Regions from separate parts of the Homo sapiens genome. Here regions 1 and 3 are each linked to region 2. Evidence: chromatin contacts called from ENCODE Hi-C or POLR2A ChIA-PET data. All regions are on one chromosome and are shown on one strand. The core of a region is the stretch at or near the end of the contact, and the rest is flanking DNA. Distances in the headings are between cores, read along the strand shown.

Evidence for each region. Hi-C counts contacts between places; a loop is a spot of excess contacts on that map. ChIA-PET counts read pairs that join two places held with the same protein, here RNA polymerase II (POLR2A). Pooled maps may share reads with other maps.
Region 1: a loop to region 2 is called in a pooled map, with 2.5 times the contacts of the local background. The contact joins two enhancer-like sites. A Hi-C loop is called at or near these places in 1 of 168 maps with a recorded cell type or tissue (B cell) and 4 of 50 pooled maps. POLR2A ChIA-PET finds 5 or more read pairs at or near these places in 1 of 52 experiments (activated T-cell).
Region 3: a map of CD8-positive, alpha-beta T cell shows a loop between it and region 2 (7-fold over the local background). The contact joins the promoter of RABEP2 here to the enhancer-like site in region 2. A Hi-C loop is called at or near these places in 1 of 168 maps with a recorded cell type or tissue (CD8-positive, alpha-beta T cell), 1 of 37 single-sample maps with no recorded cell type and 8 of 50 pooled maps.

Annotation. Positions count from the first base shown.
Region 1 is chr16:27,406,742-27,411,384 of GRCh38, forward strand. All of the region lies in intron 1 of IL21R (interleukin 21 receptor), which reads left to right. Among named protein-coding and RNA genes, the nearest start is that of IL21R, 6.9 kb to the left of the region's middle. RefSeq lists enhancers at 1,187-1,326, 1,337-1,466, 1,487-1,626. Within about 2 kb of position 1,927, at least 7 of the 41 ENCODE cell types and tissues checked have a DNase peak (open chromatin) inside an H3K27ac peak, as active enhancers do; they include B cell, where a contact is called at or near this core.
Region 2 is chr16:28,139,782-28,144,449 of GRCh38, forward strand. All of the region lies in intron 9 of XPO6 (exportin 6), which reads right to left. Among named protein-coding and RNA genes, the nearest start is that of XPO6, 70 kb to the right of the region's middle. RefSeq lists an enhancer at 1,845-1,894. Within about 2 kb of position 1,355, at least 14 of the 41 ENCODE cell types and tissues checked have a DNase peak (open chromatin) inside an H3K27ac peak, as active enhancers do; they include B cell and CD8-positive, alpha-beta T cell, where a contact is called at or near this core.
Region 3 is chr16:28,922,249-28,926,677 of GRCh38, forward strand. It overlaps RABEP2 (rabaptin, RAB GTPase binding effector protein 2), which reads right to left and starts at 2,990. Exons shown (of 13, transcript NM_024816.3): 1 at 2,855-2,990; 2 at 2,155-2,367. The coding sequence starts at 2,915. RefSeq lists enhancers at 2,122-2,211, 2,242-2,471, 3,450-4,033 and silencers at 2,632-2,851, 2,882-3,231.

The DNA.
Region 1 (4,643 bases), core at 677-3,176, 730 kb before region 2:
ACACTAACCTGCCTCACACTCCGCATCCAGGCTAAGCCTGCTGCCCCCATTCCACAGATGAGGAAAGCTGAGGCTCAAAGAAAGGCAGAGATACGGCCAAGTTCCCACTGTGAGTGAATGGCAGAGTCTGCTTTCTGACCCAGGGCCACTGGGCTAGTTCTTCCCCAGCCTGAGAACCCACTGAGATGAGAACTTGCTGTGTGACCCTGGGCAGCCCACTGTCCTTCTCTGAAAGTTCCTTGTTACTAATCTGATGACATTAGTCATGATTATTCACACTCTGGAAGCAGAAGATGTTGCCTGAGGTGGGTCTGGGGGGAGTTTCTGGGGACAGTGAGGAAGCTAATGAGGAAAGCAGGACCTCTTAGGGGCTGTCTCCATTTTTAGCCTCATTCATTCATTCACTTAACATTCTTCTTCAGCTACTTATGGGGCACCTACAGGTCCCCTTCTCTGCACTAGGGATACTGTGCTGAACAAAATAGGTCAATTACCCAGCCTCTGAGAGCTCATGCTTCAGTACAGAAACAAGTTACAAACACATACACAGAGACATTTACAAAACGATTCCTCATCTTACACCTGCTATGAAGGAGACAAACTAGGGGATGTGGGCTACAGAGATCTGTGGCGTAGACCCAGTTCAGATAGGGTTGCCTCTTTGAAGAGGCAACACTGAACTTGAAACCTGAGGATGAGAAAGGAAAGAAGCTGGGGGAAAAGCATTCTAGGCAGAGGGAAAGGCATGTCCAAAGGCCCTGATGCAGGAAAAAAAGATTGAAGCATTAAAGCTTTTATCCTCGGCCAGGTGCGGTGGCTCATGCCTGTAATCCCAGTATTTTGGGAGGCCAAGGAGGGTGGATCACCTGAGGTCAGGAGTTTGAGATCAGCCTGACCAACATGGTGAAACCCTGTCTCTACTAAAAATACAAAGTTAGCCAAGCTTGGTAGCCCATGCCTGTAATCCCAGCTACTTGGGAGGCTGAGGCAGGAGACTCACTTGAACCCGGGAGGCGGAGGTTGCAGTGAGCCAAGATCGTGCCACTGCACTCCAGCATGGGCAACAGAGCAAGACTCCATCTCAAAAACAAAACAAAACAAACAACAACAAAAAACGTATCCTCACCAAATACATAAGGCTCTCAATCCCCTAAAGCTCCAGAAAAATGGGTCAAAAAGGGTAAGATTTAACTTTGGAGTGTACGGTCTACATAGGTCTTAACATTGAGGATAATGTTTGTTCACAATTCGTTTCCATAGAAAGCATTCTCTTTCATTTAGTCACTCATGTAGCAAATGTTTTGAGCACCCACTGTAGGCACTGGTTAGTTACTGGGGATTCAGCAGTAACAAAGAAACACACTGTCCCTGCCTAGATGGTGCCCAGAATATAGATGAAAACACCATGAGCTATGTACTATGTGGAGGGTGGACCCCAGAGGAAGGAGTGACTCATGCTCTTTGGAGAGGTCAAAGATTGACAGAGGAGCTGCCATTTGAATGGGATTTTGAAGACTGAGTAGGAGGCTAACAGTCAGTCAAAAAGGGCAGATAGTTTCCGTGGCTAAAACAGCACATGCACAGGTGTGCAAGCCAGGTGAATGGAGCATGTTGGTGAGGCTGTCAGTGGTCTGATGAGCCTGAAGTCCAGTATGAATACTGGGGGCTAGATCCCGAAATGCCTTGAATACCAGACAAGGAATTTGGGGTTTTTCTTTTGTGGATAACAGAGAGCCATGGAATGACACGGTTGGAGTAAGAATGGAGTTGGAGGAACCACAGCTCTGTAGCTATAGCAGGAAGGTCAGAGAGGAGGACCAGCAGGAGAGCAGGTGGGCAGAAGTCCTTGAAGACCCTGGATAACTTTAGGAGTTCTTTCTTCTGTGTTCCCTCTCGGGAAGTCCCTCCGCCTTAACACTTCCTCTTCTGGTGACCTGTTGGCTCCTGTTCCTGGCACTTCTGGGGAGTCCCTCTTCGCCCACCTCATTTCTTTGTGATCCCTATAGGAAATAGGGCCATTTTACTTTTACCACACTACCCACCTTTCACTTTCAGCCCCATGTCCCTACCTGGGTCACATTGCAGAGAATGGCCGACTTGAGGAACTAGACGCATCCCATTCCTCAATCGTGTGACAGAAAAAAGATACAGGGAAACCAAGAACTTGGGTTCTTTCCAGTGTGGGGAGGTTGTAAATAATGGCTGCTATGAACATGCTGGTACATGTCTGCTTGGGCACATATGCTTGCATTTCTCTTTGGTTATATAACTTGGAAGTGGAAATGTTGAGTCTCTGCTCAGCAGAAGTTTTCCAAAGTGGTTGTGTCGATTTACACTCTTACCAGAATATTGAGTAGAGACAGAGAGTTTAGTTACTCTGTATCCTTTTCAGCACTTGGAATTGTGTTTATTTCTCTCTCTCTCCATATATATATTTATAAAAATAAATTATATATGTTTATTATATATAATTTATATTTTATAAATATATATAATATTTATAAATAAATATTTTTATATTTATATTTTATTATAAATTTACATATATATATAATTCTTTCCCTCTTCCTCTTTCAGTTTCTTTTCCATTCTCTTAATGGAAACTTTTGATCAATAAAAAATCTTAATTTTCATGAAGTTTATTTATAAATCTTTCTTTATGACCAGAACTTTCTATGTGCTGTTTAAGAAGTGTTGCCTGCAATAAAGTGATAAAAATATTATTCTGTGTTTTCTTCTAGACGATTTACTGTTTTACCTTTCACATTTAGGTCTACAGTCTATCTGTAGTTTATTTTTCTGTATGGTGTAAGGTAGGGGTCAAGGTTTACTTTTTCCATATGAATATTCAATTAATATACCATCATTTAAGAAAACATGTTTTCTCTCCACTGCCTTGCACTGGTGACTTACTGAAAATCAAGTGGTTGAATACATGAGTTTATTTCTACTGTTTCTGTTCTTTTCCATTGGTTAGTTTGTTTTTCCTTGCAACAATGCCATACTTTCTAAATTACTTTATAAATCTTGACATTCTTCTTCAAAATTGTCTAAACTATTTTCAGTCCTTTGTATTTCTATATAAATTTTAGAACTATCTTGTCAATTTCCACCAAAGAAAATCTTGCTGGAGATTTTTTTCTTGAAACTTTGGATTTTACTGAAACTTTACTTCAATTTGGGGGGGACTAGCATCCTTAAAGTATTAAATTTTCCAATCCATGAACATAGTATGTACCACCACTTATTTATGTTTTCTCTAATTTTTCTTAGTAATGTCTTGTAGGTTTCTGTGTAGAAGTCTTGTACATCAACTAGGTGCAGTGGCTGACACCTGTAATCCCAGCACTTTGGGAGGCCAAGGTGGGTGGATCTTTTGAGGTCAGGAGTTCGAGACCAGCCTGGCCAATGTGGTGAAACCCTGTCTCCACTAAAAATACAAAAATTAGCTGAGTGTGGTGGTGCATGCTTGTAATCCCAGCTACTCAGGAGGCTGAGGCAGAATTGCTTGAACCCAGGAGGCGGAGGTTGCAGTGAGCAGAGACTGTGCCTCTAGTGACAGAGCTGAGTGACAGAGCAAGACTCCATCTCAAAAAAAAAAAAAAAGTCTTGTACATCTTTCATTAGATTTCTTCTCGGATATTTGATTTTTTGATGCTGATGTAAATGGCATAATTTTAAAATTTCTTGACTGTTTGTAGTGTACAGAAATATAATGAGTTTTTATACTTTACAACTTTATTAACACTTTTTAAAGCTAAAGTTCCAGATGTTAAAAGAAATAGCTATCAAACCCAGCCCACTTCAACTGACCACCAGTTGAGGGCTTCCTGCCTTTCTTTGCTTTTGTAATGTTTATGGATCCTTTCCTTTGCTAATCTAACAAGAGAGGGTATTGTAGTGCAAAGTATAGTGTCCCGGGTTTGGATTTTATTAACCAGTAGATCTTTTTTACCCTTAACAATTTTTAGATGTGCAGTACAATATTGTAAACTGTATGCACATTGGTTTACAAGAGATCTCTAGAACTTTTTCCTATTGCATGGGTGAAACTCTATACCCATTGAAAAACAACTTTTCATTTCTCCCTCCCCCAGTCCCTGGCAATCAGCATTCCACTTTCTGTTTCTATGAGATTGATTACTTTACATACATCATATAAGTGATACAATGCAGTATTTGTTTTTTTGCAATTGGTTTATTTCACTTTGCAGAATGTCCTCAAGAAGCATCCATGTCGTAACATATGACAGGACTTCCTCCTTTTTAAAGTCTGAATAATATTCCATTATGTATGTACTACATTTTCTTTATCCATTCACCTATCAATAAATTTAGGTTACTTGCTCATCTTAGCTATTGTAAATAATGCTGCAGAAACAGGTGTGCAAATATCTCTTTGAGATGCTGTTTTTATTTCTTTTGGATATATGTCTGGTATTTCTATTTTTTTAATTAAAAAAATTTTTTAAAGTTTCGCATCATTTTACAATCCCACTAAAAGTGCACAAGGGTTTCAATTCTCTACATCTTCACCACCATTTGTTCTTTTCTTTTTTTTTATAATAACCATCCTAACAAGTGCAAGATGATATCTCATTGTAGTTTTAATTTGTATTTCCCTGATGATTAGTGATATTGAG
Region 2 (4,668 bases), core at 105-2,604:
CACACTGGAAAAGAAAACTAAATGTGTATGCAACTAACAGAGTCTCAAAATAAATGAAGCAAAAACTGATCAAACTAAAAGGAGACAGACAAATCCAAAATTATTTTTGGAGAATTCACCCCCCTCTCAGTAACTGATAGAATAAGTAGGATAAAGACAACATGTACAGGCTGGGCGCAGTGGCTCACGCCTGTAATCCCAGCACTTTGGGAGGCCAAGGCAGGCGGATCACCTGAGGTCAGGAGTTCCAGACCAGCCTGGCCAACGTGGCAAAACCCTGTCTCTACTAAAAATACAAAAATTAGCCAGGCGTGGTGGCGGGCACCTGTAATCCCAGCTACTTGGGAGGCTGAGGCAGGAGAATCGCTTGAACCTGGGAGGTGGAGGTTGCAGTGAGCCGAGATCACACCATTGCACTCCAGCCTGGGTGACAGAGCAAGACCCCATCTCAAAAAAAAAAAAAAAAAGACATGTACAAATTAAACTAGAAAACAATAACAAAAAGGTATATGGAAAATCCCCAAATATTCGGAAACTAAACAGGAAATCTCCAAAGAAATTAGAAAATATTTTAAATCAAATGAAAATTAAAATGTAACATTAAAATTTGAAGGATAGCCGGGCGTGGTGGCTCACGCCTGTAATCCCAGCACTTTGGGAGGCCAAGGCGGGCGGATCACAAGGTCATGAGATTGAGACCAACCTGACCAACATGGTGAAACCCTGTCTCTACTGAAAATACAAAAATTAGCTGAGTGTGGTGGTTTGTGCCTGTAATCCCAGCTACTCGGGAGGCTGGGGCAGGAGAATTGCTTGAACCCGGGAAGCAGAGGTTGCAGTGAGCCAAGATCACGCCACTGCACTCCAGCCTGGTGACAGAGTGAGACCCCGTCTCAAAAAAAAAAAAAAAAATTTTTTTTGAGGGATAAAGCTAAAGCAGGGCTTAGAAGGAAATTTACAGCATTAAATGCTTATATACACCACAGAGATAAGCCTATAAGCCTCAAGTTCTGAGAGTTAAATAAAATTATACATGTTAAGGCAACTACATAGTAGGTGCTCAATAAAATATATATGAATAAAGAACAAATGAACAAAGAAATGAATGAAAAACACACAGGTGATAAACAGACAAAATTCCAAGTCAGGTAAATACAAAGGATTGAAGCATATTCCTGGATAGCTTTTTCAACTCAATAAAGCAACTAAGACTCTATTCACTTGCCCTGTGGGGCAGTCAAGAGCAAGAACTAGAAAGCTGCTAGAGCTCTGATCTAAACCTAGTTCACACCTTTATTGCACCACAATGTCATGTGTAACAGTGGCACTTCCTCTTTATTAAGCAGGTTCACCCACTCCAAAAAGCAAGGAGCAGTTTTTCTCACCCTCACTCACATTTGTTTACAGTCCTATCTAATGTCACCAGAATCCCTACGTTGGTTTGTGGCCAGCACTTGCCAGAAGTCTAGTCACAAAGAGGCTCACAGAACATGACACAATGACTTTAGGTTGCTTCACACACTCAGGTTTCTTCACCTTCCTGTAAAAATAAGTTTCTACACAGGTGACTCCCTTCACATTGACAAGCACAAAGAGCCGGAAGTGAGAGAGAAAGGGGAGGTGAACCAATGCTTATTTGCTGAGCACCTACTGTCAGCCAAGGCACTTTACGCTCATTAGTTCATCCCACTTTCTCAACAATCTGTGAGGAAGGCACAACCATCCAAAAGCACAAACAAGGAAAGGGAAAGGAAAATCCGGGCCTTTCCATGCCACCACCTCAAAATACAGATCAGGATGATCTACCCCATCGGCCATTCCACTCTGCAGGAATGGCTACAGAACATTTACCCCATTAACACTGGGGCTCAGGCTCTCTCAAGTCCCCACAGTCTCTCATCAAGAAATTCCTCTCACACCTGTAATCCCAGCACTTTGGGAGGCCGAGGCGGGTGGATCATGAGGTCAGGAGATCGAGACCACCCTGGCTAACACGGTGAAACCCCGTCTCTAATAAAAATACAAAAAATTAGCCGGGCGTGGTGGCGGGCACCTGTAGTCCCAGCTACTCGGAAGGCTGAGGCAGGAGAATGGTGTAAACCCAGGAGGCGGAGCTTGCAGCGAGCCAAGATCGCGCCACTGCGCTCCTGACCAGGCAAGTGAGCATGCAGAGCTCCAATTTCCAAGCTCCTAGGACCAAAAATAAATCTATGTATATTTGTGCTTCTAAATTTGTAGCCTACAATGCTTACCACTTTGTTGTGATGAATGATGCAAAACCTTTAAACCACAGGGGACAGGAAATGAGTGCTGCCTTTGTGACTTAACCACACCTACATTTCCCATTTAAGACAGCAAGAAAACATTTTTGACTACTTCCTGCAAGATTAGTTGCTTCTGAAATATGATTCCAGAACATCCCAACTTCTCTCTGGTATATTTTATCAGTTGACAAACATTTGATCACATGTGCATGCTCTTAGTTAACATAAATGTGGTCATCACCAGAAGCCAGTGTTCTTCAGCAGCTGCTCCTGCAAAACAGCATATCTCTGATATATTAAGAGTCTCTCATAGTCTGGAGTGGTGAATGTTAAGGGTTACAGAAAAAATTATAAGCTGAAGTTGAAATATTTTCTTTGTGCAGCCCACTGGACTAACACATGTTCTTTGTAGTCTACTGTCTTAGACCACTAAGGGGTATCTGACAGGACATGCAGTTCCCCAGACGGTGGTTACTATTTAACAGCACTAACCAGAGGAGCTTGGAGGGGTTTTTGTTGTTGTTGTTGTTTTATTTTATTTTAGAGACAGAGTCTTGCTCTGTCGCCCAGGCTGGAGTGCAATGGCATGATCATAGCTCACTGTGGCCTCCAACTCCTGGGCTTAAGCAGTCCTCCTGCTTCAGCCTCCTGAGTAGCCGGGACTACAGGCATGCACCACCATGCCTGGATAATTTTTGTATTTTTTGTACAGACAGAGTCTTGCTATGTTGCCCAGGCTGGTCTCAAACTCCTGGGCTCAAGTGATCCTCCCACCTTGGTCCCCACAAGGAGCTGGAACTACACGTGCACACTACCATGTCTGGCTAATTTGTTTTTTAAGTTTTTGTAGAGACAGGGTCTCATTATGTAGGCCGGGCTGGTCTCAAACTCCTGCCCTCAAGTGATCCTCCTGCCTCAGTCTCCCAAAGTGCTGGGATTACAAGAATGAGCAATGGCACTTGGCCTGTTGTTTTATTTTTCAAAGGCATAAAGGCATTATATGAAAGTGTTATGTTTAAAAAAGAATAAATCATGAAAAATTAAAAAGCCTCATTTAGGATGATAATCACATGATCAATGAGAAAAATTCCCACTGTTTCAAGTGGTCAGCCAGAACAACTGACAACTGTGACATTAGACAACAGATGCCAGGGCAGGCAGGTAAACATCTGCAGGTGGGCTAAAGGCCTTTAGACTGTCCAGGGGCCATGCCACCTAACGCTACAGTCACAACCACAGTCTAAAGGCAGTAACATCTTCTATTATTCATCATTGCTGTTGTCATCACTGTGACCATTTACTGAGTGCCTAATACATCTAGATGCTGTGCCAGGTATTTTACATACATGATTTCCTTGAATCCTAACCATCCTGCAAGAGAAGTGTTAAGTACGTCCATTTTGCAAGAGGAAATGTGATCAGCATATAACTTGACCAAAAGTAACACGGCTAGCCTAAAGCAAAAAAAGAATTTAAATTCTCTATACCACTGCTCTATTAGTATAATGATCTGCAAAAGTGTGTGTTTAATACTAATAATCTGCTAGTATATATTTTCTCAACAGGACCATATTCTTCACATCTCTCATTTGTACTTTGTTTTTGTTTTTTTAAACAGTCTCATTCTGTCGCCTAGGCTGGAGTCCAGTGGTATGATCTTGGCTCACTGCAACCTCTGCCACCCGGGTTCAGGAGATTCTCCTGCCTCAGCCTCCCAAGTAGCTGGGATTACAGATGCCTGCCACCACGCCCAGCTAATTTTTGTGTTTTTAGTAGAGACAGGGTTTCACCTTCTCAGCCAGGCTGGTCTTGAACTCCTGACCTCGTGGTCCCCCTGCCTTGGCCTCCTAAAGCGCTGGGATTACAGGCAGGAGCCACCGCACTCGGCCTTGTACTGTTTTTTAAAAAGCATTTTCATATTAATCATTTCCTCAGTTTATTCTCACAACAAGCTTGAGAGATATGAAGGAATATCTACCACTAAATATAGAAAAATGAGGCATAGTCCCAGAACCAAAAAGATATGCCTATTTAGCATGCAAGAAAGATTATTTTGGCAAAAGTAACTTTTCCTTCAAGAATCTCATTTCAAAAACATAATTACTTAAAGTTGGCAACTTCACCAAAAACAGGATCTCCTGTGTGTAATACGATTTCTGATATATGAACGTACTACCTATAATCACACATGTGACCTGACACCATAGCAACCTGGAACTTATTCCACAATTACAAAAACCATCTTTGGGAACAAAAGAACAAATGTTTAAACTTGGAAAATAAAATTCTCAACAGAATATTTGCATATTTATTTATTTTAATTTTCAATAGAGACAGAGTTCAGCAAATGGTACCAGTGACTGGTACCAAGAGACACAAGGAGTCTCACTATGTTCCCAGCCTG
Region 3 (4,429 bases), core at 1,740-4,239, 780 kb after region 2:
TTGTATAGATATTGACCTATTATTGTGCACTAACAGTAGAAGTAAAGGTTCAGCTGGGCCGGGCGTGCTGGCTCACGCCTCTAATTCCAGCACTTTGGGAGGCCGAGGTGGGCGGATCACAAGGTCAGGAGATCGAGACTATCCTGGCTAACACGGTGAAACCCCATCTCTACTAAAAATACAAAAAATGGGGCCGGGCGTGGTGGGTCACCCCTCTAATCCCAGCACTCTGGGAGGTCGAGGCAGGCAGATCACGAGGTCAGGAGATCGAGACCATCCTGGCTAACACAGTGAAACCCCGTCTCTACTAAAAATTAAAAAAAAAAATTAGTCAGGCGTGGTGGCGAGCACCTGTAGTCCCAGCTGGTTGGGAGGCTGAGGCAGGAGAATAGCATGAACCCGGGAGGTGGAGCTTGCAGTAAGCCAAGATCACACCACTGTACTCCAGCCTGGGCGACAGAGTAAGACTCCATCTCAAAAGAAAAGAAAAAAAAAATTAGCCACGTGTGGTGGCACACGCCTGTAGTCCCAGCTACTTGGGAGGCTGAGGAAGGAGAATCGCTTGAACCCGGGAGGTGGAGGTTGCAGTGAGCTGAGACTGCACCACTGAACTCCAGTCTGGGTAACAGTGAGACACTGTCTCAGAAAAAAAAAAAAATAGGTTCAGCTGTTAGGCTGCTTGGTTTCCAACCTTTGGCTGTTTTCCAGCTATATGACCTTGGGCAAGTTATTTAACCTCTCCGGGCCTCAGAGCTTCCTCTGTAAAATGGAGATGGGTAATAGTTCCTGCCTCACAGAGTTTGTTATGAAGATTAGTTACTCATAAAGCATTTAGCTCAGTGCCTGGCACATAGTGAGTGCTCAAAACATGCTACCTGGCCAGGCGCGGTGGCTCACACCTGTAATCCCAGCACTTTGGGAGGCCAAGGCAGGCAGATCGTTTGAGCTCAGGAGTTCAAGACCTGTCTGGGTAACATAGAGAGACCCTGTTTCTACAAAAAAATACTAAAAATTAGCCAGGCATGGTGGCATGCACCTGTAGTCTTGGCTACTTGGGAGGCTGAGGTAGGAGGATCTGCTTGAGCCCAGGAGGTGGAGGTTGCAGTGAGCTGAGATCACACCAGCGTGCTGTGACGCACTCCAGCTTGGGCGACAGAGTGAAACTCTTATTGACTCAAGAAAAAAAAAAAAAGCTAGCTATTGTTATTATTTAGGACACACCTGGCTTTTCTTATATAGTAGATATAACAAGTTTCCCTTAATAAATGTATGTAAACTTTTAAAATGTGGATCTATTTAAAGAACAAATATTAAGTAAACAGCACAGTAAGTTGTACAAGGATGTGTCTACATTGCACAGGCAGGTGGATCCTGAAATGTGGGAAATACAGCCCCAGAGAAGTCTCCAGCCACCAGCAGCTGTTAGAAAGGGAAATCGCATGTTGGGAAGGGAATTTTAGGAAGTTTACTCTGGAAGCCAATGTCAAGGCCACACTATAGAGGAAGATCTGTGAGAAGGTTGGGACAAAAGTCCAGGAGAGAGTTGACGAGAGCCCCACCGCAGCAGGGGCATAGCAGCGGGGGCAGCTCTGACATCTGTTTCAGAGTCTCTGGCTTCTGCTAGAGGAAGGAGAGTAGAAAACAGGATCAGCAGCTGGGGCGTCTGGGGCCAGAGGACCAAGTACAAAGAACGTGGGGCGGAGGTGGGGAAGCTGGTGCATGGCGTGGGGTGGAGGGGGGAGTGTCTGGGGAAGGCTAGAGAGCAGAGCATTAGACTCACAGAGACTGGGCCAGGGCTGATTCTATTTCCCAGAAGTCCAGACTAAAATGAGGTTGGTTTGGGGAACTGAGAAGTTTCTCGCCCATCTTCAGGGTTGATCAATCATCAGTGAGGGACAAGAAATGACATGGGACAAGGCAACAGATAGAAGCTGGGAGCTAAACTTAGCTATAACTGACAGAGCTGCTGCTATCACATGGAGGGCCTCTATGCAAATTTTAAAAGGGCGGCCCTTCCTCTGGGCCATAGGCATGCCCTGTGCCAGGCAGCCCTGCTAACCTATCCCATAGCTTATCTGTGCCCCCAATCCCTTTCTCGTCATGCACTCCCCAGTATGGGGTTGATGGGGAGTCTAGGTGAGTCCCGCGTCTCACCTTTCAGGATGGCCTGCAGCGAGGCCACCTCCTCTTGGCACTGCCGCTGCACCGCAGCCACAGCCTCGGCCTTCGTGCTCTCGCTCACCTCTGCCACAGCCTTCATGGTTTCCATTTCTGCCAGGGCGCCTGCCAGCTCAGCCCGAAGCCGGCTGAGCTCACCTGACTCGGCCTCACCATTTGCCCCTTCCTGGGACCGGGAGTCCTCCAGTGCTGTGGGGGACAGGGATCAGCCTCTCTTCCCATCTCTTACCCCAGGCCACCTACCGGCTTAGCAAGTCCTGCAACCTAGTACTGTTGCCTTCATCTGGGGCCTCCTTCACCTGGGCCCGCCCGGCTCACCTGGCCCCGCCCCTGCCCCGCCCCCTTCCCACTCGCTCTGCCGGGTGCTGCCTACACTCCATCTCTTCGCGGTGGCCAGTTTCACTCAGTCCTCTCTTCGGTCCCACCTGGCCCCGCCCTCCTAGTGGCCGCGCCCCTTCCTCACCGGGCCCCACTTCGCACCTGTCACTGGCCCTACCCCTTCAATGGCCGGGCCACGCCCCCTTTTGCCTGTGGCTGTAGGCCCCGCCCCCTTTCCCGACGGCGTGGCCCCGCCCCTTCCTCCATCATCCCTCTCCACCCCCCATCCGCAGGTGGCTGGCTCGGCCCCGCCCCCAGCATCACCGTTCCCCGCTTGCACGGACGCCCCCTCACGTACCAGCCCCCGGCCGCCGCCGCCGCTCATCGTCGTCCGCGGCCACCGGCGCAGCTGCCGCCATTGCCTCAGCGCAAACGGCGGATTCCCGCACTCCCTGGTGACGGAGCGCACCGCTTCCGGGTCCTCTCGGCTGTTTCCGGATCCGCTCGGCTGTTTCCGGATCGGCCCCGGGCTGGAGGCCCCGGACGGAGGATGGGGGGATTGCCGAGCCTCGGCCGAAGATTCCCGAGTCGGCCCCCGGCCCCGGCCCCGGCCCCGCCCCGGCTCTTCTTGGCTGGGTCGCGCGGTTCGGGAGGACGCCTGCCTTTCAAGCCCGGAAGAGGATCCTTAAGAGGTCTTGCCCGGCGTCTCTCCGTGACCTTGGAAGCCCTGCTCCAATTATGCCTCCTCCGGGACACCGGCCTGCGGAGAGCTCCCCCTCGCTCCCTCGCTGCCCCTGCCCGGAGCCAGCCTTTGATCGGCTCCGGCCGCCCTTCCGCCCGAGCCTGGCTTGCGTTACCGCGAATTGTGGCGGGGCCCTCCCTGCACCTCCGCCCTCTTGGAGCGTCCCTCGGGGCAGGGCCGGGTCGGCTTCATTTTTCTGAGCGCCTCGGAGTCCCCGCGTAGTTAGTCGGAGTCTGAAACTTGCACGTCCCCACCCCCATTTTGTTACTCAGCCAGTCACCGCTTCCTGCTGGCCCCCCTTTCCTCCTCCCAACGCCCTCAAATCCCTCCTCTCCTCTCCGCCTGTGTCTAGATCAGGCTCTTTATCTGTGACCTCCACCCGGACGGTGACAGGCAATTCAGATTTATGTCCAGAGCCTTGGTTCCCCTTCCCTCAAACCTTTTTTCCCTCTGTAAAGGACACGCCAGGAACCTGGAAGTCCTTGATTCTACGTGTCCTCCTGCAAGTCCCGTAAACTCTACTTCCAATGTGCTGACTATTCCAGAATGTGCCCCTTTTTCTCCATCTCCAGCGCTAACACTCCGTCCCAGCTCCCATCACTTCTCCTGAACTTCCGCAGTGTCGACTCCACCCTTTAATTAATTAATTCTCCGTAAAGCAGCTGGAGCGATTTTTGTAAAACAGATAATGCAGTTTGAAAATGGCCAAAGGTAGAACGCTTTTACACTGTTGGTGGGAATGTAAATTAGTTCAACCATTGTGGAAGACAGTGTGGTGATTCCTCAAAGACCTAGAACCAGAAATACCATTTGACCCAGAAATCCCATTACTGGGTATATACCTAAAGGAATATAAATCATTCTATTACAAAGATACATGCACGAGTATGTTCATTGAAGCACTATTCAAAATAGCAAAGACATGGACTCAACCCAAATGCCCATCAATGATAGACTGGATAAAGAAAATGTGGTACATATACACCATGGAATACTATACAGCCATAAAAAGGAACGAGATCATGTCCTTTGCAGGGACATGGATGAAGCTAGAAGCTATTATCCTCAGCAAATTAATGCAGCAACAGAAAGCTAAACATGCATGTTCTCACTTATAAGTGGGAGCTGAACAATGAGAACACATGGACACAGGGAGGGGACCAACACACATGGGGGCCTGTGGGGTGGGTG